2 separate regions of the Homo sapiens genome follow, and region 2 is linked to region 1. Evidence: read pairs that join two places in POLR2A ChIA-PET (ENCODE). Cell type or tissue: PC-9. All regions are shown on one strand. Links, peaks and the distances in the headings refer to the core of each region. The heading gives the core; the rest is flanking DNA. Region 1 has its middle 12 kb from the start of PPT1. Region 2 holds the start of TMCO2 (transmembrane and coiled-coil domains 2).

Evidence for each region. ChIA-PET counts read pairs that join two places held together with the same protein. Peaks named below come from ENCODE experiments on the same cell type or tissue, not always from the same donor. Only the 100,000 strongest peaks of a DNase experiment are listed, where the experiment ranks them.
Region 2: POLR2A ChIA-PET joins it to region 1 with 18 read pairs; 5 of 35 experiments call an interaction of 5 or more read pairs at or near these places.

Annotation. Positions count from the first base shown.
Region 1 is chr1:40,101,443-40,117,750 of GRCh38, forward strand. No RefSeq gene overlaps it. Among named protein-coding and RNA genes, the nearest start is that of PPT1, 12 kb to the left of the region's middle. In PC-9, for the core only: no CTCF peak of the experiment used is centred there; a DNase peak (open chromatin) is centred at 6,329; H3K4me3 peaks cover 481 bases; H3K27ac peaks cover 2,723 bases.
Region 2 is chr1:40,237,774-40,254,081 of GRCh38, forward strand. It overlaps TMCO2 (transmembrane and coiled-coil domains 2), which reads left to right and starts at 10,164. Exons shown (of 2, transcript NM_001008740.4): 1 at 10,164-10,457; 2 at 13,510-13,911. The coding sequence starts at 10,221. The coding sequence ends at 13,821. RLF (RLF zinc finger) reads left to right here. Exons shown (of 8, transcript NM_012421.4): 8 at 1-3,148. The coding sequence ends at 2,674. RefSeq lists an enhancer at 4,034-4,083. In PC-9, for the core only: no CTCF peak of the experiment used is centred there; a DNase peak (open chromatin) is centred at 4,628; H3K27ac peaks cover 676 bases.

The sequences.
Region 1 (16,308 bases), core at 5,578-13,577:
AAGAAAATGGAGTAAAGCTATCTCACAGACTCTGTTTCAACCAATATCTAGGAAAGTTTAAAAAGTTAAAATTGTATCCACGGCAAAAAAACGTCAGTATCTTAAATGTCAGTAAGTGGTGGTCAAGGAAATAAATAGAAGATTCTGGGCTGGAGCATGTCAAGGCTTCCAGTTCTGCCTTCATTCCATCAAAACTCATACAATTAGATCCACAAAATCCTGACAATTAACACAAACATATCCACATACATTACAAGAGAGAAGAAAAGTAAACGCTTTCCTTCTCTTTCCCCTCCCATCTCTGGAAAATTGAAAATGGCTACTGGGGAGAAAAACTTGAAATGGGAAGTATGGAATAGACCAAATCTTTAAGATGGCAGTGAAGACTCAGGAAAACATGCTGAACTGAGAGAAGTTCCAAAAAGTGAAGCTATCTTTTCCATGGAAATGGACTACACCAGCCATTAGTGGGGTGAACTTTGGAATAGACACTTAACAAAACCTCAGAAGTGATTGCAGAACTTAGGTATTCTAACAAAGGCTGCACATGAGCAGCCCTCTCCCCTCTTCAGACAAGCATAAAAATCATAGAAAAACTGCATACTGCATAAAATAACACTCTTCTAACTGCAGTTCAGTAGGAAAAACAAATAAGTTTCAAATAAAGTGGAAAGCAATTCTGGAGACAAATAGAAAAACAAAAAACTTCACCCCAAGTGCTTTGAGCTGTAGAACAATTTATTAAGAAAATGACCTCAGGTCAGGTGTGGTGGCTAACACTTACGTAATCCTAGTGCTTTGTGAGGTCAAGGTGAATGGATTGCTTGAGGCCAGGAGTTTAAGACCAGTCTGGGCAACATAGCAACACCTTGTCTCTACAAGAATAAAAAAATTTAACCAGGCATGGTGCTGGGCACCTGTAATCCTAGCTACTTGGGACCCTGAGGCAGGAGAATTTCTTGAGCCCAGGAGTTCAAGGTTACAGTGAGCTATGATTGTGCCACTGTACTCCAGCCTGGGCAACAGAGCAAGACCTTGTCTCTAAAAAAAAGACAAGAAAATGAGCTCAATAGAATAAGAACTCAAAACCAAGATAATAAAACAACGGAAGGAGATGAATAGGGAAGTTGCACATTTGAGAATCCAAAGACTAATAAATACCTGAAAACAAGGAACCAAATAGACATGGCTAGGAGTGGAATTAGTTTTTTCTTTTCTTTTTTAAAGACTTTTACACTCCTAGAAATGGAACTATTGATATGGAAAATGGTTTTAAATAATCAAAATAATGGTAGATGAAAACACAAAGATATTAAAACAATCAGATAGAAATCTATAGATATGGAAGACAGAAGTTATTGGTGTCCCTGAAATTGAGAACTCATTAAATGGAACAGAAGTATTCAAAAATATAAAAACAAAAGTTTGCCCCAAAATGAAGTACTAATCTACAGCTTGAAAGGTCAAGACAGAAAGCACTTTGATACAGAATATTCTGTCCTGAAAAATATTGTAATTAACTTATTGAACTTCAGATAACCAGGCAGAAAAAGTAGAATGCCTACAAGGAAAAAAACTCAGGCTATCCTTACATTTCTCAACAGCAACATTCCAGAGACAGAAGCCAATGGAGCACTGGCTACGGAATTCTGAAAGAACAAAAGTATGATCCAAGAATATTATACCCAGCCAAGATGTCATTTGGAAATAAAGATACTAGGCAGATTCCCACAAATACAAAAGAATGCATAGGAAAGAGCTCTCTCTGGCCAGGCATGGTGGCTCACGCCTGTAATCCCAGGACTTTGGGAGGACGAGGCAGGCAGATTGCCTGAGGTTGGGAGTTTGAGACCAGCCTGACCAACATGGAGAAACCCCATCTCTACTAAAAATACAAAATTAACCGGGCATGGTGACACATGCCTGTGATCCCAGATACTCAGGAGGCTGAGCAGGATAATCGCTTGAACCCGGGAGGCGGAGGTTGTGGTGAGCCAAGATCACACCATTGCACTCCAGCCTGGGCAACGAGAGTGAAATTCCATCTCAAAAAAAAAAAAAAAGCTCTTTCAAATTCTTCTTGAGAAAATGCTTGAAAGTGAAATTCAGCCAATTAAGAAATAGGGCAAAATTAAGACTTCAATAATTAAGAAGTCTTGGGAAAAGGATTTGTGATGATCATTGAATCTGTTTAAATACAGAATTAATACTGAATACCTGTGTGAATCATTGCTTTATACCATGTACATATTATATGAATTAACAATGTAAAATAGTATGACTAAGAAATATTGGGCCCTGTGGAGGGAGGTAATGGAAGATAGTATAGTACGAGTGCACTCTCCTTGGGCTTACAATAGATTCTAATTTAAAACGTATTCTTAAAAAACCAGACCTGGGCAGTTGCCCATGCCTGTAATCCCAGCAACTAGGGAAGCTGTAGCAGGAGGATTTGCTTGAGCTCAGGAGTTCAAGACCAGCATGGGCAATATTGCAAGACCCCATTCCTAAAAAATTAGCTGGGTGTAGTGGCGCATACCTGTGGTCCCAGCTACTTGGGAGGCTGAGGTGGGAGGAGTTCAAGGCTGCAATGCCACTGCATTGCTGTCTGGATGACAGAGCACGACCCTGTCTCATAAAATTAAATTTAAATTAAATAAAATTAAATAAACTTCAAATAAACAAAACAACATAATGTCAAAGTCACTTTTCCTAACCCTTATTTGAAGTCCAGATTTTAAAATTTCTTTTTATACTTGTTCCTTTTTTCCTTTTTATTCCTTTAAGTTTATTTAATTCAAGTAAACTTGAATTTTTGAATCTTTAACTCAATTAACTTAAATTAGAATTCAGGATTAACAGAATTCAATTAACTTTAACTCAATTCTGTTAAATTCAAGTAAACTTGAATTTAATACTTTTTATTTTTTAATAACACACCTTATGATACAATTTTTTAAAGTACCTATGTCTATATACCTATTTATCTATCATTCTATCCATATAAAAGCATAAAAAGATATTTAGAATGATGTTAATCAAATGTTAATAGTGACTATTTTTAGATGGTTGGACTTAGGAGTTGTTTTTTTAAAAAAATATTTCCCCCCAGCTTTATTGAGGTATAATTGTCAAATAATGAGATTTCAGGGGGTTTTTTCTTTTTCTTTTGCATTGCTTAGATGATTTGCAGTGAAAACATATTATTTTCACAAGAACAATAAGTTGATTTTTCTTAAAATAAAGCGTAGAGCAAACCTTCAACACTTCTCCCTAGTCTTCAGGATGTAGTTCAAGCTTTTGTATTCAAAATGAGAATCCAAACTATCTTCCCAAACCTACTTCCCACATTTAATAATAACACAATTAATATATTAATATAAACAGTATTCCCTGAAAATTCCTGCTGCTGTTCCTTTGCCCAAATCATTTTACCATCTGGAACAGGCTTGCCATCTTTATCTGTATTAAACAAATGCAACCCACCCCACAAAGCTGAAGTTCTGTTCCATGTCTTCCATTGACCTCCCAGAGCCCCACAACATTTTCAAATCAAATAGTTAAAAGTATCCATGTAGAAAAATACCTACAGAGTTCCTACTTCCTCTGGATTTGGTTTAAAGAGGAACCATTTAGTGGGAGACAAATAAGTTCTCTCAGTGTAAGTCAATTCTTGACTGTTATTTTAGTAAGCAGCCACTGAAGCTTATTAATTTTAGTAATAAGAAGTGAGAAATTGCAAAGCCTGAATTTCAACCTAACTAGTACTGAGAGTTAATAAGATGCATATCAGTTCCCTGAATAGACTATAATTCAAGGAACAATGGGAACATAGAGAAGTATCTGAATGCTCATCGGTTTCAATTTTCTTTTTTGACATGAGAATAAAGTTGCTTGCTATTAAAAAGCATACTTATGAATAAGCAAGATCTAGAGACTTACTGGCTTTTCAATAAAATGAGCAGAAATTTCACCAAGTGACTAGATATATTAAGAGTAAATACTTTTGGACTGCCAAACAACCTACTTTTATTATCTGGGCCATGAAAAAAGACTATGATGCTGTTACCTTGTGGCAGCAGTGGATAAAAAGCAACATTAAGATTTCTTGGTTTGTTAACTGTTCAGGGCTACAGAACTGATCATAAAAGTGAGTAAGTTATATTAGACATGCCATCTATAGTAAAAACTTTTGAGAAAATGCTTTTATATATCTTTTCTTTCTTTCTTTTTTATTTATTTATTTTTTTAAATTTTTGAGACAGAGTCTCACTCTGTCACCCAGGCTGGAGTGCAGTGGCTCAATCTCGGCTCACTGCAACCTCCACCTCCTGGGTTCAAGAGATTCTCCTGCCTCAGCCTCCTGAGTAGCTGGGACTGCAGGTGCACACCACCACGCCCAGCTAATTTTTGTATTTTTAGTAGAGATGGGGTTTCACTATGTTGGCCAGGCTGGTCTCAAACTCCTGACCTCAGACGATCCACCTGCCTTGGCCTCCCAAAGTGCTGGGATTATAGGCATGAGCCACCAGGCCTGGCCGCTTTCATCTATTTTCTTGCCCAATGGAAAAGAATATTATTTTTTTTTCACAGCATTAAGACAACTTTTCAAGTTTTTGAAAATTTTTACCAGGTATGTACATACACACATGCAATATTTACATTTTATGAAGGGCACAAAAGAGAAAATAAAGTCTCTTTTCCTCCACATTTATTTTATTTTTGTGTTGTTTTTCTACACATTTCTTAAGTCTTACACCCTAGAGGCAATTCTGTTAACAATTTCTGCTTTTTAGTTTTCCTAATATTTATCATTAATATAATTATTTTAATTTGATTCAATTAATTTAATTATTTATTGATTTACCACCTTTAAACTATATCTCCCCATAATGAAAGACACAGAAATGAGAAAACTTGCCTTTCTTTCCACCTCTCCTTTCCATCTCTAAATTTTTGTTAATATAATAAAAATGTGTAATATTGGCTGGGTGTGGTGGCTCACGCCTGTAATCCCAGCACTTTGGGAGGCCAAGACAGGTGGATCTCTTGAGGTCAGGAGTCCGAGACCAGCCTGGCCAATGTGGTGAAACCCTGTCTCTACTAATAATACAAAAATTAGCTGGGTGTGATGGCACATGCCTGTAATCACAGATACTCAGGAGGCTGAGAAGGGAAAATTGCTTGAAGCTGGGAGGCGGAGGTTGCAGTGAGCCAAGATCCTGCCACTGTGTTCCAGCCTGGGCCACAGAGCAAGACTCCATCTCGGTGGGGGAAAAAAGTGTAATGTTTATATTATTTTCTGGGAATAAAAATATTTTGTGATTTGTATATAGATGGACAAAAAACTAAAAACTCAAACCCAGAATTTACCATATTATAATCCTCTGTATATTTGCTCTAGAGCCAAGAGATATGATTAAACCCTTAGTGATGGAAATATATTACTGTGTCACTAAGACTTTGTAACTCAAAAGGGAGTCTTCCACACATCAAGATCTAATGGATTGCCGGGCACGGTGGCTCATGCCTATAATCCCAGCACTTTGGGAGACCGAGGTGGGCGGATCACCTGAGTTCAGGAGTTCGAGACCAGCCTGGCCAACATAGTGAAACCCCGTCTCTACTAAAAATACAAAAATTAGCCAGTCATGGTGATGCACACCTATAATCCCAGCTACACAGGAGGCTGAGGCAGGAGAATCTCTTGAACCCAGGAGGCCCAGGTTGCAGTGAGCTGAGATTGAGCCACTGCACTCCAGCCTGAGCGACAGAGTGAGACTCTGTCTCAAAAAAAAAAAAAAAAAACTAATAGGTCTTTTATGTCTTCCCCCCAACTTTTCTTCACTTTGCCGGGTCATATACCTCTATTACTTATATCCCATAGGGTCCTCTTTGTTAGATTCCATTTCCATTTTGCTAAAGTCTATCTTTAGGTGATTTTCCACATAGAGTGTGTAGCACTAAACATTCTGAGTTCTGACATATTCCTTACTCTGCCTTTATATTGTTTGGCAGTATGTGTGGATACGTATCAAATTCTGACAAAGACTCTCTCTTTGACCAAACTTTAGACAGGCTCCTCTGAGCCTTCTTTTCAACTGAAGGCAGGCCCTAATCTTTGGGTCTGTCCTCAGCCTGCATTACCCAGTTTTAGAGCAACCTTGCTAAGTCAGTTTAGAGAGAATCCCCTCATCCTTGAAATCTGATCGCCAACGATATTTGATCATGATCCTCATTCCCCTCCATTGATATCTAAGTTCTTTGCCTGCCTCTAGCAAGAATCCCGTTAGGCCGGTTTACCAAGAACCTCCCTACCCTTGATGTCTCCTCTTAATAAATTTCTATCCCCTGACTCATCCAATCTACCTGTTGGCTATGAATCCTTAGCTGTATTTGCTGCATTAAGATTGAGCTCAGTTTTACTGAACCTCTCTTCCCTATTACAATAGCACTGAATATTTGTCTTTACTACCTTTAACAAGTGTCTGGCTCTGTTTCTCTGCAAGAATTCTAGGGTGCTATTCTTTTTCCCTTACAATTTTGAAGACTTTTTTTTTTTCGAGACGGAATTTTGCTCTTGTTGCCCAGACTAGAGTGCAGTGGCGCAATCTCAGCTCACTGCAACCTCTGCCTCCCGGGTTCAAGCGATTCTCCTGCCTCAGCCTCCTGAGTAGCTGGGATTACAGGAGTCCACCACCATGCCCGGCTAATTTTTTGTATTTTTAGTAGAAACAGAGTTTCACCATGTTGGCCAGGCTGGTCTTGAACTCCTGACCTCAGGTGATCCACCCACCTTGGCCTCCCAAAGTGCTGGGATTACAGGCATGAGCCACCTCGCCCAGCCAATTTTGAAGACATTTGTTGTATTTTTTTTTTTAGATGGAGTTTTGCTCTTGTTTCCCAGGCTGGAGTGTTATAGTGTGATCTCGGCTCACTGCAACCTCCGCCTCCCGAGTTCAACCGATTCTCCTGCCTCAGCCTCCCGAGTAGCTGGGATTACTGGTGCATGCCATCACGCCGGCTAATTTTTGTATTTTTAGTAGAGACAGGGTTTCATCATATTGATCAGGCTGGTCTCGAATTCCTCACCTCAGGTTATCCGCCCACCTTGGCCTCCCAAAGTGCTGGGATTACAGGCGTGAGCTGCCATGACCAGCCAAACATCTATTTTTAATGATGATAAGTCTTATTGCTTTTTAGGGAACCTATTTTGTTTTTGTTTGTTTGTTTGTTTGTTTCTCTTTGAATGTTTGGCTGCCCACTCAGATTCCTATACAGAGAGATGGCATGAATTTCTTCTACATGTGTATTTTTCCTCTAGGCCTATTCCTTAATCATGGGCTCTATGCGAGCAGGAGAACCACATGATCAGGGAGGCTTCTTTGTAGAATGCATGGGTGGGGAGTAGTCAGGCAGTCTGATGACCCCAAAACTGACTCCATCATGACGGTGAAGTGCATTACATGAATTACTCCTGAGTGAAGCTGCCACTTTTTTTTTTGTCCCATCCTTCTTTTTATGCAAGTCTGATCTACTTTCTCTCAAGCTAAATGTTCTCTCAAGGAGTCCTCCCCCAGGCAAACCACTACTTCTTTAGAGAGACGTTCTCACACTTCAGCGTTAGAGCAAAAGTTACCAGTACCAGATACCTTTATAAAGGTGGAAGAATAAAAACCCATTTGTACCAATTGGTTTCTTAAATTGTTTTTAATGTAACGCTTGAATAAATTACCTGATAGTTAACTTAAATCTCACTTTTGATTGTTTAAAATTTGTTGATTCTGAAAAGAACTGCCCATGTCCTCTAATCCTCATCTCAAGCGTGATTTCTTTCCTAGATACCTACTCCTGTGTTCTCTCTTACCCACTCTGTCCTCAACTTATTCAGAGTATCTGCACCCATCTATTTACCTCGTTGTCTCACCTTTAGACTAGCAAGTTCTCAAAAGCAGAGGCTAGGTCTAATTCACTTGGTGTTCAGAGGATCTCGCACAAGGTTAGTGCCCGACAAGTTCCTATTTAATAATTGAATGATCACCAAAGGTAGACATTGCAAATACACAAATCCTTCAAAGGACAGCAGTTCCAGAATCTAGTCTGAGGAAAACATGGAAGGAGGATCTAGGGAGCCTGCAGTCTACCCATCTGCAGCTACTGAAGAAGCCCAGGCTGAAGCTCTGTAGCCTCTAGCACAGGAAGAAAGTTGGGCATAGGCACTAGACAGGCTAAAGTTTAAAAAATGCAAATCACCATCTTGGGCAACATAGTGAGGTCCTGTCTCTATGAAAAAATAAAAATTAGCTGGACATGGTGGTACATGCCTGTAGTCCCAGCTACTCAGAAGGCTAAGGCAGGAGGATCGTTTGAGCCCCGGACTTTGAGGCTGCAGTGAGTGAGCTATAATCATGCCACTGCACTCTGGCCTGGGGGACAGAATGGGACTTTGTCTCAAAAAAAAAAAAATCTGAACAGAGCCGTAACTAATAAAGAGGTGGAATCAGTAATAAAAAATCTTGGCTGGGCGCAGTGGCTCAAGCCTGTAATCCTAGCACTTTGGGAGGCCAAGGTAGGTGGATCACAAGGTCAGGAGTTCGGGACCAGCCTGGCCAACATGGTGAAACCCCATCTCTACTAAAAATATAAAAAAATTAGCCAGGTGTGTTGGTGCATGCCAGTCATCCCAGCTACTTAGGTGGCTGAGGTAGGAGAATCATTTGAACCTAGGAGGTGGAGGTTGCAGTGAGCCAAGATCACACCACTGCACTCCAGAGCTTGGGTGACAGAGCAAGACTCTGTCTAAAAAAAAAAAAACTCCTGACATTGTCTCCTAACAAAGAAAATCCCTGGACATGATGGCTTTACCAGTGAACTCTACCTAATATTTAAAGAACAAACACCAATCCTTCTCAAACTTTTCCAAAACCTGGAAGAGGAGGGAACACTTCCTAACTCACTCTATGAGGCCAGAATTACCCTAATTTTAGAAGCTAGATTAAAAAAAGAAAGCTACAGAACAATGTTTTTTAAAGAACATTGATGCAAAACTCCTCAACAAAATACTAGCAAACCAAATTCAGCAGCATATTAAAAACATTATACATCATGACCAAGTAGGATTTATTCCTAGAATGCAAGGATGGTTCAACATATGAAACTAGATCAATGTAATGCACCACTTGCTAGATTAACAAAGAAAAAAGAAAGAAGATCCAAATAAGCACAATCAGAAATAACAAAGATGACAATAAAACTAATCCCACAGAAATACAAAAGATCTTTAGAAACTATTATGAACACCTCTATGCACATAACTAAAGAACTCTAGAGGAAATGGATAAATTCCTAGAAACATACACCTCCCAAGACTGAACCAGGAAGAAACTGAGAACCTGAACAGACCAATAAGGAGTTCTGAAATTAAATCAGTAACATAAAACCTACCAATCAAAAAAAGCCCCGGGGCCAGGCATGGTGGCTTATGCCTGTAATCCCAGCACTTTGGGAGGCTGAGGCTGAGGTCAGGAGTTCGAGACCAGCCTGGCCAACATGACAAAACCCCGTCTCTACTAAAAATACAAAAATTAGCCAGCCATGGTGGCAGGCACCTGTAATCCCAGCTACTTGGGAGGCTGAGGCAGGAGAATCACTTGAACCTGGGAGGCGGAGGTTGCAGTAAGCCAAGATTGTGCCACTGCACTCTAGCCTGGGAGACAAGAGCAAAACTTCAACAACAACAAGAAAAGCCCTGGACCAGATGGATTGACAGCCAAATTCTACCAGATGCACGAAGAAGAGCTGGTACTAATCCTACTGAAACGATTCCAAAAAGTTGAGGAGGAGAGACTCCTCCCTAACTCATTCTATGAAGTCAGTATCATCCTGATACCAAACTCTGACAGAGACATAGTGAAAAAGAACAAAAAAAACAAAATGGCTGGGCACGGTGGCTCATGCCTGTAATCCCAGCAGTTGGGGAGGCCAAGGCGAGTGGATCACCTGAGGACAGGAATTCAAGAGCAGCCTGGCCAACATGATGAAGCCCTGTCTCTACTAGAAATACAAAAATTTTCAGGATGTGATGATGTATGCTTATAATCCCAGTTACTCAGGAGGCTGAGGCAGGAGAATCGCTTGAACCCAGGAAGCAGAGGTTGCAGTGAGCCAAGATTGTGCCATTGCACTCCAACCTGGGCAACAAGGATGAAACTCTGTCTCAAAAAAAAAGAAAAAAAGAAAGGAAGAAAGAAAAAAATAAATTTCAGGCCAATATCCCTGATGAACATAGAGGCAAAAATCCTCAACAAAATATTGACAAACCAAATCCAGCAGCACATCAAAAAGTTAATCCACTGTGATCAAGTAGACTTCATTTCTGGGATGCAAGGTTGGTTCAACATATGCAAATCAATGAATGTGGTTCACCACATAAACAGAATTAAAAACAAAAAGCATGCAATCATCTCAATAGATGCAGGAAAATTTCTGATGAAATCTAACATCTATTCATGATAAAATTCTCACCAAACTAGGCATCAAAGGAACATATGTCAAAATAGTAAGAGCCATCCATGACAAACCCACAGCTAACATCATACTGAGCCAGCAAAAGCTGAAGTATTCCCCTTGAGAACTGGAACAAGGCAAGGATGTCCAAAGGATGTCCACTATGTCCTGGAAGACAAGGATATCTTCCAGAACGTAGTACTGGAAGTCCTAGGAAAAGCAATCAGGTAAGAGAAAGAAATAAAAGGCACCAAAATAGGGAAAGAAGAAGTCAAACTATCTCTTCACTGACGATATGATTCTATGCCTTGAAAACCTTAAAGACTCTGCCAAATGACCCCTAGAACTGATAAACGACTTCAGTAAAGTTTCAGGGCACAAAAATCAGTAGCATATATATACACCAATAACATTCAAGCTGAGAGCCAAATCAAGAACACAGTCCCATTTATAATAGCCACAAAAAGAATAAAATACCTAGGAATATACCTAACCAAGGAGGTGAAAGATCTCTACAAGGAGAACTACAAAACACTGCTGAAAGAGATTAGATATGATACATATAAATGGGAAAATATTCCTGCTCATGAACTGGAAGAATCGACATCATTAAAATGGCAATACTGCCCAAAGCAATCTACAAGTTCAATACTATTCCTATCAAACCACCAACATCATTTCTCACAGAATTGGAAAAAAACTTCTAAAATGCATGAGGAATCGAAAAAGAGCCAGAATCACCAGAGCAATCCTTAGCAAAAATAAAAACGTCAGAGACATCTCATTAGACAACTTCGAACTTATGCTACAAGGCTAGAGTAACCAAGATAGCATGGTATGGGTACAAATACAGTCACATAAACCAAGGAAACAGAATAGAGAACTCAAAAATTAAACCACACATGTACAACTATCTGATCTTGGACAAAATCGACAAAAATAAGCAATGAGGCCCAGCGCAGTGTCTCAAGCCCATAATCCCAGCACTTGAAGAGACTGAGGCAAGGAGAATTTCTTGAGCCCAGGAGTTCACGACCAGCCTGGGCAACATGGTGAAACCCCAACTCTAGAAAAAATACAAACATTACCCAGGCATGGTGGCACACACCTGTAGTCCCAGCCACCCAGGAGGCTGAGGTGAAGAATTGCTTGAGCTCAGGAGGTAGAGGCTGCAGTGAGCTGTGATCATGCCACTGCACTGCAGTGTGGGTGACAGAGTGAGACCCTATCTAACAAAAAAAGCAATGGGGAAAAGACTCCCTATTTAATAAATGGTGTTGGGATAACTGGCTATCTGTATGCAGAAGAAGGAAATCGAACCCCTACCTATCACCATATATAAAAATTAACTCAAGATGGATTAAGGACTTAAATGTAAAACCTAAAACTATAAAAATCCTGGAAGAAAACCTAGGAAATACCCTTCTTGATATTGGCCTTGGCAAATAATTTATGGCTAAGTTCTCAAAAGCAATTGCAACAAGAGCAAAAATTGACAAGTGGGACCTAATTCAACGAAAGAGCTTCTGCATAGCAAGAGAAACTATCAAAGGAGTAAACAGACAACCTACAGAATGGGAGAAAATATTCACAAACCATGAATTCAACAAAGGTCTACTATCTAAAATGTATAAGGAACTTAAATCAATAAGCAAAAACAAATAACTCCATTAAAAAGTAGGCAAAGGACATGAACAGACTTCTCAAAAAAAGACTTACAAATGGCCAATGAACATATGAAAAAATGCTCATCATCACTAACCATCAGAGAAATGTCAATCAAAACCACAATGAAATACCATCTCAACTAGTCAGAATGGCTTTTGTTAAAAAGTCGAAAAATAATAGATGTTGGTGAGGCTGCAAAGAAAAGGGAACACTTATACACTGTTGGTGGGAATGTAAATTAGCTCAGCCACCGTGGAGAGCTGTTTGGAGATTTCTTTTTTTTTTTTTTTTTTTTTTTTTTGAGACAGTCTTGCTCTGCTGCCCAGGCTGGAGTACAGGGGTGCAATCTTGGCTCAGTGCAACCTCCATCTCCTGGGTTCAAGCGATTCTCATGCCTCAGCCTCCAGAGTAACTGGGACTACAAGTGCACACCACCATGCCTGGCTAATTTTTGTATTTTTAGTAGAGACAGGGTTTTGCCATGTTGGCCAGGCTGGTCTCAAACTCCTGACCTCAAGTGATCCAACCACCTTGGCCTCCCAAAGTGCTGGGATTATCCTGGCATAAGCCAGCATGCCCAGCCTGGAGATTTCTTAATGAACTAATATTTGAACTACCATTCAACCCAGCAATTCCATTACTGGGTAGGTGCCCAAAGGAAAATAAATAATTCTACCAAAAAGACACATGCACCTCTATGTTCATTACAGTGCTGTTCACAATAGCAAAGACATTGAATCAACCCAAGTGCCTATCAATGTGGATTGGATTTAAAAAATGTGGTACATATATGCTATGGAATACTGTACAGCCATTAAAAAGAATAAAATCATGTCTTTTGCAGCAACGCGGATGTGGTTGGAGGCCATTATCCTAAGCAAACTAATGCAGAAACAGAAAACCAAATATCTCATGTTTTCACTTATAAGTGGGAACTAAACATTGGGTAAACTTGGACATAAAGATGGGAACAATGGGAAATACTGTTCACTGGGAAACACAAAACATTGGGAAATACAAGAGCAGGAAGTGAGGGAGTGGAGCAAGGGTTGAAAAGCTACCTATTGGGTACTATGCTCACTATCTGGGTGACAGATTCATTCATACTCCGAACCTCAGAATCATGCAAAATGTCTTTGTAACAAATCTGTATATGTACCCTCTGATGTTAAACATCAAAAAAAGATTAAACGAGAAAAAAACCTGTTAGAACTAATACATGAATTCAGCAAAGTAGCGAGATACAAAGTTAGCACACAAAAATCAGTTGCATTTTGATACACTAACAATAAGCCATCTGGAAAAAAATTAAGAAAACTATTCCATTTACAATAGCATCAAAAAGAATAAAATACGTAGAAATTAATTTATCCAAGAAGATTAAAGTCTTGGACAATGAAAACTACAAAACATTTCTGAAAAAAATTGAAGAAGACATAAATGAAAAGACATCCCATGTTCATGAATCCAAAGATTTAATATTATAAGATGTCAATACTATCCAAAGAGATCAACAGATTGAATGCAATTCCTATCACAATCCCAAGGACTTTTTTGCATAAATAAAAAAACTCATATGGAATCTCAAAGGATCCTGGATAACCAAGACAATCCTGAAATGGAAGAACAAAGCTGGAAGACTCACAGTTCCTGATTTCAAAACTGACTACAAAGCTACAGTAATTAAAACAGTGTAGTGGTACTGGCATAAAGATAGATATATGTACAACTATATATGTATATGTACATAAAATATGTACAACTATGATATTTCCATAAATTTTATAATAATTTAGTTTTTTAAAAGATTGATATAGACCAATGGGATAGCATAGCAAATCTAGAAATAAATCCTTGCATATATGTTCAAATAATTGTTTTACAAAGGTGCCAAGACCATTCAATGGGGAAAAGACAGTCTTTTCAACAAATAGTTTTAGGAAAACTAAATATTCACACACAAAAGAATGAAGTTGGATCCTTATTTAACACTATATACAAAAATTAACTCAAAATGGATTTATGACCTAAATGTAATACTTAAATTATAAAATTCTTAGAAGAAAACATAGGACAAAACTTCACAACATTGGATTTGGCAATAATTTCTTGGATATGACACCAAAAACAAAAGCAACCAAATAAAATATAGACAAATTGGATTTCATGAAAATTAAAATATTTTGCACAGCAAATGACACTATTAACAGAGTAAAAAAGGCAACTTACAGAATGGGAGACCTTTTTTGCAAATTATATATCTAGTAAGGGATTAATATTCAGAATATATAGAGAATCTCTAAAACTCAGCAAAAGAAGCAAACAAAGCAATTCAAAAATGGGCAAAGGACTTGAATAGACATTTCTGTAAAGAAGATATACAAATGGCAGATAAGTAGATTAAAAGATGCTCAACATCACTAATCCTTAGGGAAATGCAAATCAAAACCACAATGAGGTACCACCTGACACCCATTAGGATGGTGTTTGAGATAGAAAAAACCAAACTTTTCTTCCTAATCTCACACTCAATGCAGCACAAAATGCTTCTGACACCAGATTGGGTTGCTTTTTTCCTACCCCCCATAAATCAATTCTCCAGTAGACACCAACTGATTGTCCTATAATTCAATTCAATTCTGACACTGGCCAGGTGCGGTGGCTCATGCCTGTAATCCCAGCACTTTGGGAGGCCGAGGTGGGTGGATCACCTGAGGTCAGAAGTTTGAGACCAGCCTGGCCAACATGATGAAACCCTGTCTCTACTAAAAATACAAAAATTAGCCAGATGTGGTGGCAGCTGCCTGCAATCCCAGCTACTCGGGAGGCTGAGGCAGGAGAATCGCTTGAACCCAGGAGGCGGAGGTTGCAGTGAGCTGAGATCACGCCATTGCACTCCAACCTGGGTGACAGAGAGAGACTCCATCTCAAAAAAAAAAAAAATTCTGATACTGTCTCCCTGGAGTTAGAGTCAGATCCCACAGGCTAAGGGCTCAGCCCCACAAGACTGCCCCCAGCTTCAGATGCCAGTCAAAAGTCTAGGCCTCCGGAACTTCTGATGTACTGGCTATAAAAAGGGGATTCCCCTGATCCCCTCCTTGGGTTTGATTATTTGCAAGAGCAGCTCACAGAACTCAAGAAAGTGCTGTACTTACATGTACTAGTTTATTATGAGGAATGTTATGAGGTATACAGATGAACAGCCAGATGGAAGAGATGCAAAGGGCAAGGCTGTGGGAAGGGGCTTGGAGCTTCCATGTCCTCTCTTAATGTGCCACCTTCCAGGCACTTATACATGTTAGCAATCCAGAAGCTCTTGGAACCTCGTAGTTCAGGGATTTTTCATGGAGGCTTCATCACGTAGGCATGATCAACTATTGACTTAATCTCCACACCTCTCCTCTTCTAGAAGTATGCTGATGGGACTGAAAGTTCAAAGCTTCTAATCTTATCTTGATCTTTCTGGTGACCAGTACTCACCCAGAAGTCTATCAAGAGTCACCTCATTAGAACAAAAAATGCTCCTATCCCTAGGGAATTCCAAGTAATTTAGGAACTCTGTGTCAGACACTCCTATCACTCTGAAAATTACAAAAGTCTAAGGAGATTTGTGTTAGGAACTGGGTCAAAGATCGAATACTAGAAGAAAAGATTCTCCTAGCACCCCTATCAGCAAGGGTATTAGGAACTCTGTCTCATGAACTGGGGCAGAGACATATTTCTTATTTCTTAATGGTTTTTATTTATTATTATTTCACAGATGGCTACTATTAAAACAACACAGAAAATAAGTGTTGGTGAGGATGTGGATAAACGGTAACCCTCGTACATTGTTGGTGAGGATGTAAAATGGTATAGCTGCTGGATAAAACAGTATGGTGGTTCCTCAGAAAATTAAAAATAGAATTACTATATGATCCGCATTTCCATTTCTGGATATATACTCAAACAATTGAAAGCAGGGTCTTGAAGAAATGTTTGAACACCCATGTTCACAGCAGTATTATTCACAATAGCCAAAATGTGGAAACAACCTAAGTGTTCATCGAAGAATGAATAGGTTAACAAATGTGGTCTATGCATACAATGAAATATTATTCTGTCTTCTTGCTCTACTTGTTTCTCCTGTTCCTA
Region 2 (16,308 bases), core at 4,387-12,386, 140 kb after region 1:
TGAAGGTCTAGATCACAATATTCACATTAAATGTAAACGAGAACATCAAGGTTATTCCTCAGAATCCTCCATTTGTGCTTCTAAAAGGCCCTGTACAGAGGATACCATGTTGGAACTTCTGTTACGCTTGAAACATTTAAGCTTGAAAAACTCAATAACACATGGATCTTTCTCAGGGTCATTGCAGGGGTACCCATCCAGTGGTGCTAAGTCTCTTCAGTCAGTTTCATCTATCTCAGACCTTAATTTTCAGAATCAAGATGAAAACATGCCAAGTCAGTACCTTGCACAGTTGGCGGCTAAGCCGTTTTTCTGTGAGCTTCAAGGATGCAAATATGAATTTGTGACCAGAGAGGCTCTGTTAATGCATTATCTTAAAAAGCATAATTATTCAAAAGAAAAAGTCCTTCAGTTAACCATGTTCCAACATCGGTATTCCCCATTTCAGTGTCATATTTGCCAAAGGTCATTTACAAGAAAAACACACCTTAGGATTCATTATAAAAATAAACATCAAATTGGCAGTGACAGAGCAACTCACAAACTATTAGATAATGAAAAGTGTGATCATGAAGGCCCATGTTCAGTAGATAGGTTGAAAGGTGATTGTTCTGCAGAACTTGGAGGTGATCCCAGTAGTAACTCTGAGAAACCACACTGTCATCCTAAAAAGGATGAATGTAGTTCTGAAACAGATTTGGAATCATCTTGTGAAGAAACAGAAAGTAAAACATCTGACATTTCATCACCAATAGGCAGCCATAGAGAAGAACAAGAAGGAAGAGAGGGCAGAGGTAGCAGGCGAACTGTTGCTAAAGGAAATCTGTGTTATATTTTGAATAAATACCACAAACCATTCCATTGTATTCATAAAACTTGCAACTCCTCATTCACCAATCTAAAAGGCTTAATTCGCCATTACAGAACTGTACATCAGTACAACAAAGAACAGTTATGTTTGGAGAAAGACAAAGCAAGAACCAAAAGGGAACTTGTCAAATGTAAAAAGATATTTGCTTGCAAATATAAGGAATGTAATAAACGCTTCCTGTGTTCCAAAGCTCTTGCTAAGCACTGTAGTGATTCTCATAACCTAGACCATATTGAAGAGCCTAAAGTACTTTCCGAAGCTGGATCTGCAGCAAGGTTTTCTTGTAACCAGCCTCAGTGCCCTGCTGTTTTTTATACATTCAACAAGTTGAAGCACCACTTGATGGAACAGCATAATATTGAAGGGGAAATACATTCAGATTATGAAATTCATTGTGATCTTAATGGCTGTGGCCAGATTTTCACCCATCGCAGTAATTACTCACAACATGTATATTACCGACATAAAGACTATTATGATGATTTGTTTAGAAGCCAGAAAGTAGCAAATGAGAGACTACTAAGGAGTGAAAAGGTATGTCAAACAGCTGATACTCAGGGGCATGAACATCAGACCACCAGGAGATCATTTAATGCTAAGTCTAAAAAATGTGGCTTAATCAAAGAAAAGAAAGCCCCAATAAGTTTTAAAACCAGAGCTGAGGCCCTCCATATGTGTGTGGAGCACTCTGAGCACACACAGTACCCCTGCATGGTTCAAGGATGCTTATCTGTGGTGAAGTTGGAGAGCAGCATTGTGAGGCATTACAAACGCACTCATCAGATGAGTAGTGCCTATTTAGAGCAACAGATGGAGAATCTTGTTGTTTGCGTTAAGTACGGTACCAAAATTAAGGAGGAACCCCCTTCTGAAGCAGATCCCTGTATAAAGAAAGAAGAAAATAGAAGCTGTGAATCAGAGCGCACAGAACACAGCCATTCCCCGGGTGACAGTAGTGCACCCATCCAGAACACTGATTGCTGTCATTCAAGTGAAAGGGATGGAGGTCAGAAAGGGTGCATAGAAAGCAGCTCAGTATTTGATGCAGATACTCTGCTCTACAGGGGAACTTTGAAATGTAATCATAGTTCCAAAACCACTTCCCTAGAACAGTGTAATATAGTTCAGCCTCCTCCTCCTTGTAAAATAGAAAATTCCATACCTAATCCCAATGGGACTGAAAGTGGGACTTATTTCACAAGTTTCCAGCTGCCTTTACCAAGGATCAAAGAATCAGAAACTAGGCAGCATAGTTCAGGGCAAGAAAACACTGTAAAAAATCCAACCCATGTCCCAAAAGAGAATTTTAGGAAACATTCACAGCCCCGGTCATTTGATTTGAAGACTTACAAACCTATGGGATTTGAATCTTCATTTCTGAAATTTATTCAGGAAAGTGAAGAGAAAGAAGATGATTTTGATGATTGGGAGCCTTCAGAGCACTTAACATTAAGTAATTCTTCACAGTCCAGTAATGATTTAACAGGGAATGTTGTGGCAAATAATATGGTGAATGACAGTGAACCTGAAGTTGACATACCTCATTCTTCCAGTGACTCTACAATTCATGAGAACCTGACTGCAATCCCACCTTTAATAGTAGCTGAAACAACAACAGTTCCTTCCTTGGAAAACCTGAGGGTTGTATTGGACAAAGCATTAACAGACTGTGGAGAGCTTGCCTTAAAACAGCTTCATTATCTTCGGCCAGTGGTGGTTCTTGAAAGATCTAAGTTTTCCACACCAATTTTAGACTTATTTCCAACAAAAAAGACAGATGAGCTTTGTGTAGGAAGTTCATAAGTAGCAATTTTGTTTTAGTAACAGACTGGCTCCAACACTGCAACATGGGGACATTTGCCAACTCGAACAAAGGCTGAGAAGCAGCCACACCGTTGTTTAGGGTAGAATAGGCTGTGTATTTACATGAATGTATAATATCTATGTCAGCAGTATTGGCTGAGTCCATTAGCTCTCCAGTTGGTTTAATGATTGGGTTTATTTTTGTTTGTTTGTTTATTAAAAAAATGGAACTGTACACTTGTTTGGTGCTAATTAATACATCAAAATATACTGGGGCTTCCTTTTTCAAATTAAGTGTGCATGATTGTATATGGAACAAATACTAAGGTCCCAGGGTGGGAGGGCTAGGGAAAGGGATATGGAGTTCTTACTTGACTTGAATGTGCACCTGAGGGTGCTTTGTGTAATATATTGTACACTACAGCATCTTATATTTTTTGAGTTGAGTTTCAATAAATTACAATTTTTCACCCATTCGTTGTTTACTCATAATGAGCTTTCATGCCACATGTAAACTGAAATTGCACTTGTATTTTCTGAAATATGCCATTCACATTTTACCCCAGTAATTTTTTTATTTATTATTAGCTAAATCATTCAGAACAAGGTTCTTTTTTTTTTTTTTTTTTTTAAGACAGAGTTTCGTTCTTGTTGCCCAAGCTGGAGTGCAATGGTGCAGTCTCGACTCACTGCAACCTCCTCCTCCCAGGTTCAAGTTATTCTCCTGCCCCGGCCTCCCAAAGTGCTGGGATTACAGGCATGAGCCACCGTGCCCATCCCAGAACAAGGTTCTTTTTATCTTAAAATTTTTGTTTTTGTGGAAAGATAATTCTGAGATTAATTAGCTGCGGGAGTCAAGATAGCTCCCAGAGGATGTCCAGATGTTGGCCGAGTAGAAAGGAGAGGATATGCCAACCTAGAACATGAAGGACGTAGCAAATTCAGAGGGCATGTTTCTAGGAAACTACAAATAATTTGATATGCTGGCAATAAAAGGGGAACAAGAGAGTGACATCATTGTAGAGATAGCAGGAACTAAATCATGAAGACTAAGGAGTTTGGATTTGAGTCTATAGGCATATATCAGTTGAAGTGTGGAGTGCTCACTTGATTTGAGAAGCTGAAATTGGAAACAGTATACTTGAAGTAATTGAGGCAAGCTTGGTGAGTGTATTTACTGACAATTGCAGCAGAAGGCAGAGTAGATGAAGTATTTAAGGAGACAGGATTTTGGGGGCTTGGAGAGTGAAGGAAAAGATTTGGTACTGATGCAACCATTTTAAGTAGGTATACAAAGAAGGAATGAATATTTGGGAAGATAATGGAAACCAAGGTGAGTTTGGCTTTTAGATGTGTTGAGTTTCATTGGACTGTGGGATGTCTGTCTAATGAGGATAGCAGTATATCCTTTTAATACAGCAGCTTCATTTCCTGTTGCTTGTGAAGTTTTCAACTACTTTCATTAGCTAGTAATGAAGTGACTCAGACAACTAACATCTCTTTCTCATCCTTGTGGTTAGATTTTTTTTTTTTTTCAACGGAGTCTTGCTTTGTCGCTCAGGCTGGAGTGCAGTGGCGCGATCTCGACTCACTGCAACCTCCGCCCCTCCAGGTTTAAGCAGTTCTCTGCCTCAGCCTCCAGAGTAGCTGGGATTACAGGCTTGTGCCACCACGCCCGGCTAATTTTTTGTATTTTTAGTAGAGACAGGGTTTCACCATCTTGGCCAGGCTGGTCTTGAACTCCTGACCTCGTGATCCACCCTCCTCGGCCTCCCAAAGTGCTGGGATTACAGGCGTGAGCCACCACACCCAGTCTATTGTGGTTAGAATTTCAAGACCTTTTCTCTGACTCTTAAACCTTATTTTCTTGTTTTGTCAGCTCTTCAGGAATTTCATTCTGTCACCTCACCCTGAGTCTAAAGCACTCCCATAACCAAGTCGTTTATTGTCTCAGATCCCAGTAGGTAACAGAGGATTCTGAGAAATCCAAGTGATCTGAGTAAGACTCTGTTGAAAGAAGTGGCAGAAACAAGGATCTTAGAGACTGAGACCAGTATTGTTTCTTTGGAATCAAGCTAATTTCTTCAGTGGCTTTAATTTCCTCACTTACGAAGGGAGGAGGTAGAGGTGAAAGGTCCCTTTTTGTGATATGAGCATGAGAAGCACCTGTAGGCCTAGTAAAAATTCCTCATACGAGAGAGATGGTTAGTCCAGAGTAAGAGAAAGCTACTAAGACTGAACTATATCCATTCAACCACACAGAACTTGTAGCCCCTGGAAGGACCAAGTGAGGCCATTCACAGTGGAACTAAACCTAGATTTTAAGAACCCAATTAGGCCGGGCGCGGTGGCTCATGCCTGTAATCCCAGCACTTTGGGAGGCTGAGGTGGGCGGATCATGAGGTCAGGAGATCAAGACCATCCTGGCTAAGACGGGGAAACCCCGTCTCTACTAAAAATACAAAAAATTAGCTGGGCATGATGGCACACGCCTGTAGTCTCAGCTACTTGGGAGGCTGAGGCAGGAGAATCGCTTGAACCCGTGAGGCGGATGTTGCAGTGAGCCGAGATCGCGGCATTGCACTCCAGCCCAGGTGACAGAGCGAGACTTGTCTCAAAAAAAGTAAAATAATTCAAGTATAAGCCTAAGTAGTTGATCCCAAGATCACTGTCTATCCCAGTTAGAGCAGCTTGCATCATTTGATCTTTATTAAAGACTTTTGGCTGGGCGCGATGGCTCGCACCTGTAATCCTGGCACTTTGGGAGGCTGAGGCGGGTAGGTAACCTGAGGTCAGGAGTTTGAGACCAGGCTGACCAACATGGAGAAACCCCGTCTCTACTAAAAATACAAAAATTAGCTGGGTGTGGTGGCAGATGCCTGTAATCCCAGCTACTCAGGAGGCTGAGGCAGGAGAATCGCTGTTGGACCCTGAAGGTGGAAGTTGGAGTGAGCTGAGATTGCACCATTGCACTCCAGCCTGGTCAACAAAGCAAGACTCCATTTCAAAAAAAAAAAAAAAAAAAGACTTTCCTGTTTAAACCAGCATGAGTGACTATACGATAATACAGGGCAAAGGGTTATTTTTTTAGCTTGTAGTAATCATTTTAACTTGATATCTCTGGAATTTGTCCCAACCCTGGCACAGACCTGAAAGCACTGACTTTGTTTTCAAAGCTTTTTCAATTCAAGAGTGCCTCCAAAATGGTGAGTAGGAATGAAGACTTCCAGACACTTCTATTCTTGCCTTTACCCAGAATTCTCTTGCTTCAGTGTTTTCCCCATTTTCATGAGCCCATGTGTGAAATAGGGTAAGGAACTGTGGAGGAGAAAGTTTTTTATTAGCCTTCCTCAGGGTATTCCATTCTCAATCTATCCTTTCTCAGTCCCAAAAGGCCTACTGAGCTGAACTGCCTAAGACATAATCATTCACCAAATATTTAAATACACACATTTAAAGAGATACAATTCCAGATGCAATGGGAGACAAAAAAAAAAAAAAGTTGTCAGGGCCATCAAGAAGCTTTCACAAGGTGAAGGGAGGGCTGGAGTATCTCAGAACATTGTTACTTAAAGTGTGGTAGTGGGCCAGCAGTATAGGTGTCACCTAGGAGATTGTTATTAATAAAAATGCATAAATTCAGGCCCTACTCCAGACCTACTGGACCAAAATGTGCGTGTTAGTAAGATCTCCAGGTGATTCTTAGGCACAGAAAAGTTCTAGAAGCACTGGCCTGGAAGTGGAAAGTACTGTGAGAATTCAGGGTAATTGTGCTTTTTAGCATTTTACATAAAATTATGTTGTTGAATTTTCATAATCCTATGAAGTAGGTGCTGTTACTATATTTGACAAAGAACGAGATGAAGTGTCTTGCCTGGCTGGCACAAATAGAGGTGGAGCCCAGTTTCCAATCTCTTCTGACTAGAAGAATGTCAGAGAGGGACATTTAGTGTAAAGGAATAACAGATGGAAAGTTGCAGGTGGTATTTGAAGTACCAAAAATACCACAGTTCTGTAATGTGAGTGTTGTTTGTGAAGGTGAATAGTGGGAAATACAATTTGAAGTGTAGGTGAAAGCCAGGTTATTCAACTCAAACTCCACAGTCATATGGTGCTGACATTTCTTCATTTGAGTATAGAGATGGGAAACGTGCATATTTTTTTCTGTGAATAACATGTAACCTACGAAAAAGGCAAGTTTTCTTTTCTGAAAGAAACTTACTCATTTTTGTTATTTTTTGAGGCGAGGTCTCATTAGGTTGCCCAGGCTGATCTTGAACTCCTGAGCCCAAGCAATCTTCCCACCCCAGCCTCCCAAAGTGCTGGAATTGCGGGCATGAACCGCTGCACCCGGCCAGAAACTTCTAAAACTCAGAAAAGTTGCTCCTCCTCACCTCCTACCCCAAGGTAAACTGTGATACCTCCTGGCTTTATACTACTGATTTTATACCCTATTATATAGAACTGTGTCTAGAGAGAGTGGCCTATCCCTCTGTGACCTTCTTGGTCTACTCCTGCAGGAGTGGCTTCTGTGACAGACTGCATTTGGAGGTTTGATTCACTCTGGGGAAGGTAACCAGGATAGGCAAGAGATTTAAAAATCTGTCAGCATGTATTTGACAGGTATAACCTGAAAAAAAAGACCAGAGGCGTAGGAAAGCTATCTAAATGGTTAAGAAGCCAAATATTTACAAAGCATATACCATCTGCTAGCCCCTGGGTGGTAGGTGTTGAACAAGACTCATTTCCTGCATCATAGAGATTTAAGAATCCAGTAAGGGACTGGGTGCGGTGACTCATGCCTGTAATCCCAGCACTTTGGGAGGCACAGGCAGGAGGATATTTGAGGTCAGGAGTTTGAGACCAGCCTGGCTAACATGGTGAAACCCTGTCTCTACTAAAAATACAAAAATTAGCCGCGCTGTAGTGGTGCATGCGCCTGTAATCCCAGATACTAGGGAGGCTGAGGCAGGAGAACCGCTTGAACCCAGGAGGCACAGGTTGCGGTGAGCCAAGATCAGGCCACTGCACTCCAGCCTGGGCAACAGAGTGAGACCCTGTGCCCCCAACCTCCCCACCCCCAACAAAAAAAATAATCCAGTAGGGAAGACAGACATTAAAACAGTACAAATAATAAAGTAAAAGTGCTTTTAAACAGGGGGGGTGGAGGGGCTTATGAGAAGGGGACCAAAAAAGGACAGCAAAAGCTTCATTGAGGATAATGTTTAAACTGAAACCTAAAGAATCAATAGAAGTTAGCCAGGCAATAATCTGTAGTCCCAGCTACTCGGGAGGCTGAGGTAGGAGGATCACTTGAGCCCAGGAGTTAGAGGCTGTACTGTGCAATAATCGCACCTGTGAATAGGCATTGACCTCCAAGCTGGGGGAGGAGGGGGAAGCTAGGCAAAGAACAAGAGTAATCCAATTATGTGCCAAAGCTTTGTGGTTCAACAGCTTGGTGTGTTGGTGACATTGATAAGACTACTATAGCTGGAGTTGAAAGAACAAATGGCAGAGGAAGAGAAGACTTGGTAGGTAAGCAGGGACCAGGCATTTTAGTGCCCTGTTAGCCATGTTACAGATTTTGGATTTTGTTTGAAAGACAATGAAGAACCTATAAGAATTTTTCAAAGGCGGACTGGGTGCTATTTCTCATGCCTGTAATCCCAGCACTTTAGGAGGGCAAGGTAGGAGGATCACCTGAGATCAGGAGTTCGAGACCAATCTGGCCAATATGGTGAAACCCCATTTCTACTAAAAATGCAGAGATCAGCCAGGCGTGGCACGTGCCTGTAGTCCCAGCCACTCAGGAGGCTGAGGCAGGAGAATCGCTTGAACCCAGGAGGCAGAGGTTGCAATGAGCTGAGATCGCACCACTGCACTCCAGCCTGGGCAACAGAGCGAGACCCTGTCTCAAAAAAAAAAAAAAAAAGAATTTACCAAAGGCTTGAAAGTAGGCATTGCCTAAGTCAGTAAGTCCTAATAGGGCATGATATGGAAGACTACTGAGTGGAAGTGACTGACAGATGAGTGGGTGGATGCCACTATTAAAGGTAAACTGAAGGCCGAGTGTGGTGGTTCACGCCTGTAATCCCAGCACTTTGGGAGGCCTAGGCGGGTGGATCACGAGGTCAGGAGTTCGAGACCAGCCTAACCAACATGGTAAAGCCCCGTCTCTACTAAAAATAAAAAAATTAGCCAGGCGTGGTGGCACATGCCTGTAATCCCAGCTACTCAGGAGGCTGAGCCAGGAGAATCGCTTGAACCCCAGAGGCAGAGGTTGCAGTGAGCCAAGATTGCGCCACTGCACTCCAGCCTGGGAGACAGGGCGAGACCAAAACCCCGCCTCAAAAAAAAAAAAAAAAAAAAAAAAAAAAAAAAAAAAAAGCCCTGTTTATATCCTACCTCCTTGCTGGGTGCAGTGGCTCATGCCTGTAATCTCTGCACTTTGGGAGGCCAGGGCAGGTGGATCACTTGAGGTCAGGCATTCTAGACCAGCCTGGCCAAAATGGTGAAACCCCATCTCTACTAAAAATACAAAAAATTAGCCAGGCGTGGTGGCGGGCGCCTGTAATCCCAGCTACTCAGGAGGCTGAGGCAGGAGAATCGCTTGAACCTAGGAGGCATAGGTTGCAGTGAGCTGAGATCGCACCACTGCACTCCAGCCTGGGCGACAGAGTGACACGCCAGCTCAAAAAAATAAAAATAAAAAATCCCATCTCCTCACATTTCCATTCAACCTCAATACAACTCAGTTTTTTTTATTATGTGAAAACAGCTGCAACAGCTGCTGTCCATTTGAATTGTTGGAAATGTAGATCTACACTAACCAAGAGAGAAGCCACTAGCCACAGGTGGCTATTTAACTTTTTTTTTTTTTTTTTTAGATGGAGTCTCGTTCTGTCACCAAGGCTGGAGCACAACATCAGCTCACTGCAACCTCTGCCTCCCAGGTTCAAGTGATTCTCCTGCTTCAGCCTCCCAAGTAGCTGGGACTACAGGTGTGCACCACCACGTCAGGCTAATTTTTGTATTTTTAGTAGAGACAAGATTTCACCATGTTGGCCAGGCTGGTCTCGAACTCCTGGGCTCAAGTGATCCACCTGCCTCAGCCTCCCAAAGTGCTGGGATTACAGGCGTGAGCCACCATGCCCAGCCAAATTTAGTTAAAATGTAAAATGCAATCTCTGCTGCACTATTCACATTTCAGGTAACTAGTGGTTACCATATTGGACATGGCAGATAAAGAACATTTTCATTATTGCAAAAAGTTGTACTGGACAGCACTATGCTAGAGCCAGAACTAGCCAAAGATCAGACAAAGCAATATGAATGAACTGAAAACCCAGGCCGGTGCCTGGTTGGTTTTGAGTAAGATTCATTGGTTGGGTGAGTGGGAAGCAAGCTGACCTTTGGAACAGTGACATCACAAAGCACAGCTCACAATGGCTCTGGAATACCTAGGCCTCCAGACTACTCCCCCTAACTCATATTTAGATTCCTGAAGCTTCTGCACATGTAGTTCCTAGAGCTGCTGCTTATTAAAATGTCAACATCTTCATCTTCTAGCTGGGACAACCTCTTAGAGTCTCTCTCTCTCAGCACAGTATGGAATTGGATACAAGCAAGTTTTTTGGGAGAGACTAGTGCACCTCAGCAAACAAGTTTGGGACTATTAGATAATCTTGCTCCAGCTGTGCAAATCATCTTGAGGATTTCTTTCTTGATTTTATTGGGAATAGGAATATATGCCTTATGGAAACGAAGTATTCAGTCAATTCAGGTTATACTCTTTTGTTACAAACATTTATATAGTTATAAATTGAAATTTGATTAGTTCTCTCCCATATTGCTGCCACCAGTTTTAAGATCATGCAGATGTGCAAAGGCGAACCTTTGTCTCTTAAGTTGGCAAAAACTAGGTTATCCTTGAAAATCTCCACCAATTAGGCTTTGGGCATAAAAATGCTTTTCTCACAATGGTCTTTGGCTTGTCTTCTGTAATAAAATAGACCAAACATGTTGGTAACCTGAAAAGACAGCCTTACCCTCAAAAATTTTTGATCACTTATTCATCTTTGAGTGCTACTATGTTTATACAATAGGCACCAAAGTAGCTAGGATCATGAGTATGGCCTTTCTTACTATGCCATTGTTCTGTAACTGATAAGGAGGCATATGTATTAAGTCATCACAATGTGTTCATTATTGTGTTTTGACAAGATAAGGCTCCATAAGTATATAGGAGCTCTTTGGGGAGTAGGAATTTAACTGGCTGGGATTGTGAGAGACAGGATTTTACATACTTCTGTGTAGTCACCAATAATAATAGTTGACATACAATATAGTTGAATGCTTTGAGAATCTCAAAAATTCCATGAAATGGATGGAGATTATTTTCACATGACAAGTGAAGAAACTGAGGTGCACTGAGGTTCAGTGGAAACTTAAGGTGACAGGCTTTTAAAACGGCTTTCTTAGAGTGACAAGTTTACTTGATAAATGCAGAGAGAAGTTGTTATTGGATCATTTTTTAGCATTCACTTATTTTCATATGTCACTATTGTTTAGTAATCATGGTCACGGGGCCTTTCTATTTTAAACCATCACAATCCTGCATAACAGTCAGGGAGAGATTATTTGCTCCATTTTGTAGATGAGAGAACTTGATTGCTACCCACCCAAGTTCACATAGTTTGTAAGAGCTGGCAAAATTGGAGTTTGAATCGAATTTTTAGGATTTGAAATTCAGTTCTTCTCCAAAATCTCATTTAATGCAAACCAACTGACCTAAATCTTGAACAGGAATGTGTGTGTGTGTGTGTGTGTGTGTGTGTGTGTGTGTGTGTGTGTGTACGCGCATGCGCATATATATGTGTATTGTGAGGATTAAAGAAGATATTGTATGTGTAAATCTTAGCACATATATTCAATAAGTGGTGCTACAGTGAAACCCCATCTCTACTTAAAATACAAAAATTAGCCGGGTGTGGTGGTGGCACGCGCCTGTAGTCCCAGCTACTCAGGAGGCTGAGGCAGAAGAATTGCTTGAACCCGGGAGGTGGAGGTTGCAGTGAGCCAAGATCGTGCCACTGCACTCCAGCCTGGGCGACAAAGACTGTGTCTCAAAAAAAAAAAAAGTGGTGCTAGTTGTTATAATAAGGAACAAGATGATTTTTTTTCTTATCCTAGCAAGAATCTGTCCTACTATACATATTCTTTTGTTATTTATTTATTTATTTTGAGATGAAGTCTTGCTCTTGTCCCCTAGTCTGGAGTGCAATGGTGCAATTTCGGCTCACTGCAACCTCTGCCTCCCAGGTTCAAGCAATTCTCCTGCCTCACCCTCCCGAGTAGCTGGGATTACAGGCGCATACCACCACACCCAGCTAATGTTTTGTATTTTAAGTAGAGACAGGGTTTCACCATGTTGGCCAGGCTGGTCTCGAACTCCTGACCTCAGGTGATCCGCCCACCTTGGCCTCCCAAAGTGCTGGGATTACAGGCATGAGCCACCGTGCCCAGCATATGCTTTATTTTTATTTTTTATTTTTTTTTTATGTTTTAGAGACAGTGTCTTGCTCTGTCGCCCAGGCTGGAGTGCAGTGGTGTCATCATAGCTCACTGCAGCCTCAAATTCCTGATCTCAGGTGATCCTCCTGCCTCAGCCTCCTGAGCAGTTGGAACCATAGGCATGCACCACCAGGCTTGGCTAATTTTAAAAATTTTTTTGTAGAGACAGGGTCTCGCTACGTTCACTATGTTGCTCAGGCTGGTCTTTAACTCCTGGCCTCATGCAATCCTCCCATCTCAGCCTCTCAAAGTGCTGGATGCAGTGGTCCACACCTATAATTTATTTTATATAAATAAAATATATATATATATACATTAATTTTTTTAAGAGACAGGGTCTGGCTATCTTGCCCAGGCTGAAGTGCAGTAGCCATTCACAGGTGCCATCATAGCACACTACTCCTGGGCTCAGGTGATCCTCCCACCTTACCCTCCCTAGTAGCTGGGACTATATGTGTGTGCCATTGTACCCAGATCTCTCCTAGTATATTTTAAAAACCTTTTCCATGACCAAGAAATCCAGTTTTTCAGACTACTATGTCCTAAAGTGTACTTGGAAGTGTGAATTTCTGGATTCCTGTCCTGGCTCTGCCACTTCCAATATATAACCTTGGACAATGACAGAGTTCAAACTAGAAGGTATATAGTTATCCAGTTGTGTTTTTTCTGCATAAATAGATCATGCAAAGGCAAAGTTACTTCCAGACATTCAGAAAATGGTTATCTATTATTACAATCTTGATTAAATGCAAATAATAATCCTGCCTGACCTGCCTACCTCTCCAGTTTGCAGTGAAAATCAAAAGATGAAATAGGTGTGAAAATATTTTGCTAAGGCCGGGCATGGTGGCTTACGCCTGTAATCCCAGCATTTTGGGAGGCCACGATGGGCGGATCACGAGGTCAGGAGATTGAGAACATCCTGGCTAACACGGTGAAACCTCGTCTCTATTAAAAATACAAAAAATTAGCCGGGCGTGGTGGTGGGCGCCTGTAGTCCCAACTACTCAGGAGGCTGAGGCAGGAGAATGGCGTGAACCTGGGAGGCGGAGCTTGTAGTAAGCTGAGATTGCGCCACAGCACTCCAGCCTGGGTGACAGAGTGAAACTCCATCTCAAAAAAAAAAAAAAAAAAAATTTGCTAAATGGGAGACTTGTTATTGGAATGAGGAATTATTGTTACTATTAGGTTTTTGTTTTGTTTTTCTCTTATAGATAGTAAACTGTAGCAACTAACACTCAACTTCTGTTGTTCCATTTTAGAAAACATTGTTGTTTGTAATCACACTCTACAAACTTTACAAGAAGGGCTCACATATTTTTGAGGCTTTGCTAGCCAACCCAGAAGGAAGTGGTCTCCGAATTCAAGACAATAATAATCTTTTCCTGTCCTTGGGTCTGCAAGAGAAAATTTTGAAAAAACTTAAGACAGTGGAAAACAAAATGAAGAACCTAGAAGGGATAATCGTTGCTCAAAAACCTGCCACGAAGAGGGATTGCTCCTCTGAGCCCTACTGCAGCTGCTCTGACTGCCAGAGTCCCTTGTCCACATCAGGGTTTACTTCCCCCATTTGAAATGTGATGGACTCCAATCTTTTCCAGGAAAGCACTGTTTCCCTCATGTGTGCAGTGGTGTATCAATAAAGATAGAGAACGCTATTGAAATTACCGTGCAAAGACTAGCTCTCTATTTAGTAGGGCTGAGCTTCTACTTGTATGGATGGTGGGGTATAGTGGGGTATAGTGGTAGTTAAAAATGTCTCTAGGATTGTGGTGTACACTCAGCAGGCTGGAGACCATAAGCTGCCATAGATGGGAGAGGATAGCTGGGCTGGAATCTAAGGCTGTAGGAAGAGAAGGGAGGGTGGTCAGGTACATGGCCTTGAGGTCCATGCTGACGAGGTTAGACTAAATATAATAAAAAGTAGGAAAGTGCTGTTTGAGGGCCCTGCAGTGGACTGTCCTTTAGAGGTAGGCTGACCCCTGTGCTGGTCTTTGGCCTAAAGGTATATATGCAGTCCAGGGGTCTCCTGCATTAATTACTCAAAAGTGGGCAAGGGTGGGAGTAGATACAGACTGACATAAAGGAGACTAATTTTATCCAACTTTTACTGATACCTACTCTATGCTAAGCATTGTGATAATCCCTAGGCATCTTTCCTGAGTGCTTCAGGAGCATTCAGTTTGGCTGGATGGACAAGTAATTTCAGATCAGGGAATTATAATACAGTGGGGTCATAACTTTTTTTTTTTTTTTTTTTTTTTTTGAGTCAGAGTCTCGCTTTGTAACCCAGGCTGGAATACAGTGGCAGGATCTCTTCTCACTGCAACCTCCGCCTCCTGGGTTCAAGTGATTCTACTGCCTCAGCCTCCCAAGTAGCTGGGATTACAGGTGTGCATCACCACGCCTTGCTAATTTTTGCATTGTTAGTAGAGACAGGGTTTCACCATGTTGGCCAGGCTGGTCTTGAACTCCTGGCCTCAAGTAATCCACCCACCCTGGCATAACCAAGTGCGGGGATTACAGGCATGAGCCACTGCACCTGGCCATAACATCTTGAACTGAAGAGAATTCTCCTTGGCAGGGAGGGAAGAATGTAGAGATTCCACTCAATGAGTATGTACCCTGAGAGAGAGAGATGGCCCGCCTGGGAGGTGGCAAAAAATGGTTCTCTCAGCAGGCCTCAGATTCCACCAACCTTATAGTGTGTGCATTTTTGCCCCAATAAATGAGATCATGGTCATCTGAAACACTGTGTAACTATCTGGCACCTAAATGAAATATTTCATACCCACAGAGGAGGTCTACAGAAAAAAAACATTTCATCTGGTATGCAGATAAAGTGATTTGTTGCCTTCCTGGAGAAAAACTGGCTATGCTGCTCAACAAGACACAATGTAAGGCTGGGTGCAGTGGCTCACGCCTGTAATCCCAGCACTTTGGGGGGCCAAGGCAGGAGGATTGCTTGAGTTCAGGAGTTCGAGACCCACCTGGGCAACATAGTGAGACCTTATCTCTACAAAAAATAAAAAAATTAGCTGGGTGTGGTGGTGCACACCTGCAGTCCCAGATACTCAGGGGGCTGAAGCAGGAGGGTCACTTGAGCCTAGGAGATTGCTGCAGCAAGCAGCCTGGATGGCAGAGTGAGACCCTGTCTTTAAAAAAAAAAATAGCAGTCTCCAAAGGGGCATCTTCCTAAGGGAAGGGTAATCTTGACCATTTGTAATTTCTGCCTGATCCACTGGAGTTAAAATGCCACCCCTGGATGAGACTTCACTGTATCGTGTACTAAATGCAAAAACAGGTGGGTGAATACAGGGTGGGGCCAGGAAAGGCTTTGCAAAGGAAGTGACATCGAGGTGTCCCATAAATGATTACATAGGCAGACAAAGAAATGGAAGATAATATTCCTGAGCGGGATCATCATGGAAGTATATTTTTATTTTTATTACTTTTTGAGACAGAGTTTCGCTCTTGTTGCCCAGGCTGGAGTGCAGTGGCGCGATCTCAGCTCACCGCAACCTCTGCCTCCCAGGTTCAAGCGATTGTGCTGCCTCAGCCTCCCGAGTAGGTGGGATTATAGGCGCCCGCCACCATGCCTGGCTAACTTTTTGTATTTTTAGTAGAGATGGGGTTTCACCATGTTGGCCCGGCTGGTCTGGAACTCCGGACCTCAGGTGATCCACCCGCCTTGGGCTGCCGGAGTGCTGGGATTACAGGCATGAGCCACTGCGCCCGGCCCAGAAGGATATATATATATGTATATTTTTTGAGACGGAGTCTCGCTCTGTTACCCAGGCTGGAGTGCAGTGGCGCAATCTTGTCTCGCTGCAACTTCAGCCTCCCGGGTTCATGCCATTCTCCTGCCTCAGCCTCCCAAGTAGCTGGGACTACAGGCACCCGCCACCACGCCTGGCTAATTTTTTGTATTTTTAGTAGAGACAGGGTTTCACCGTGTTAGCCAGGATGGTCTCGATCTCCTGACCTCATGATCCACCCGCCTCGGCCTCCCAAAGTGCTGGAATTACAGCCGTGAGCCACCGCGCCCGGCCAAAAAAGAA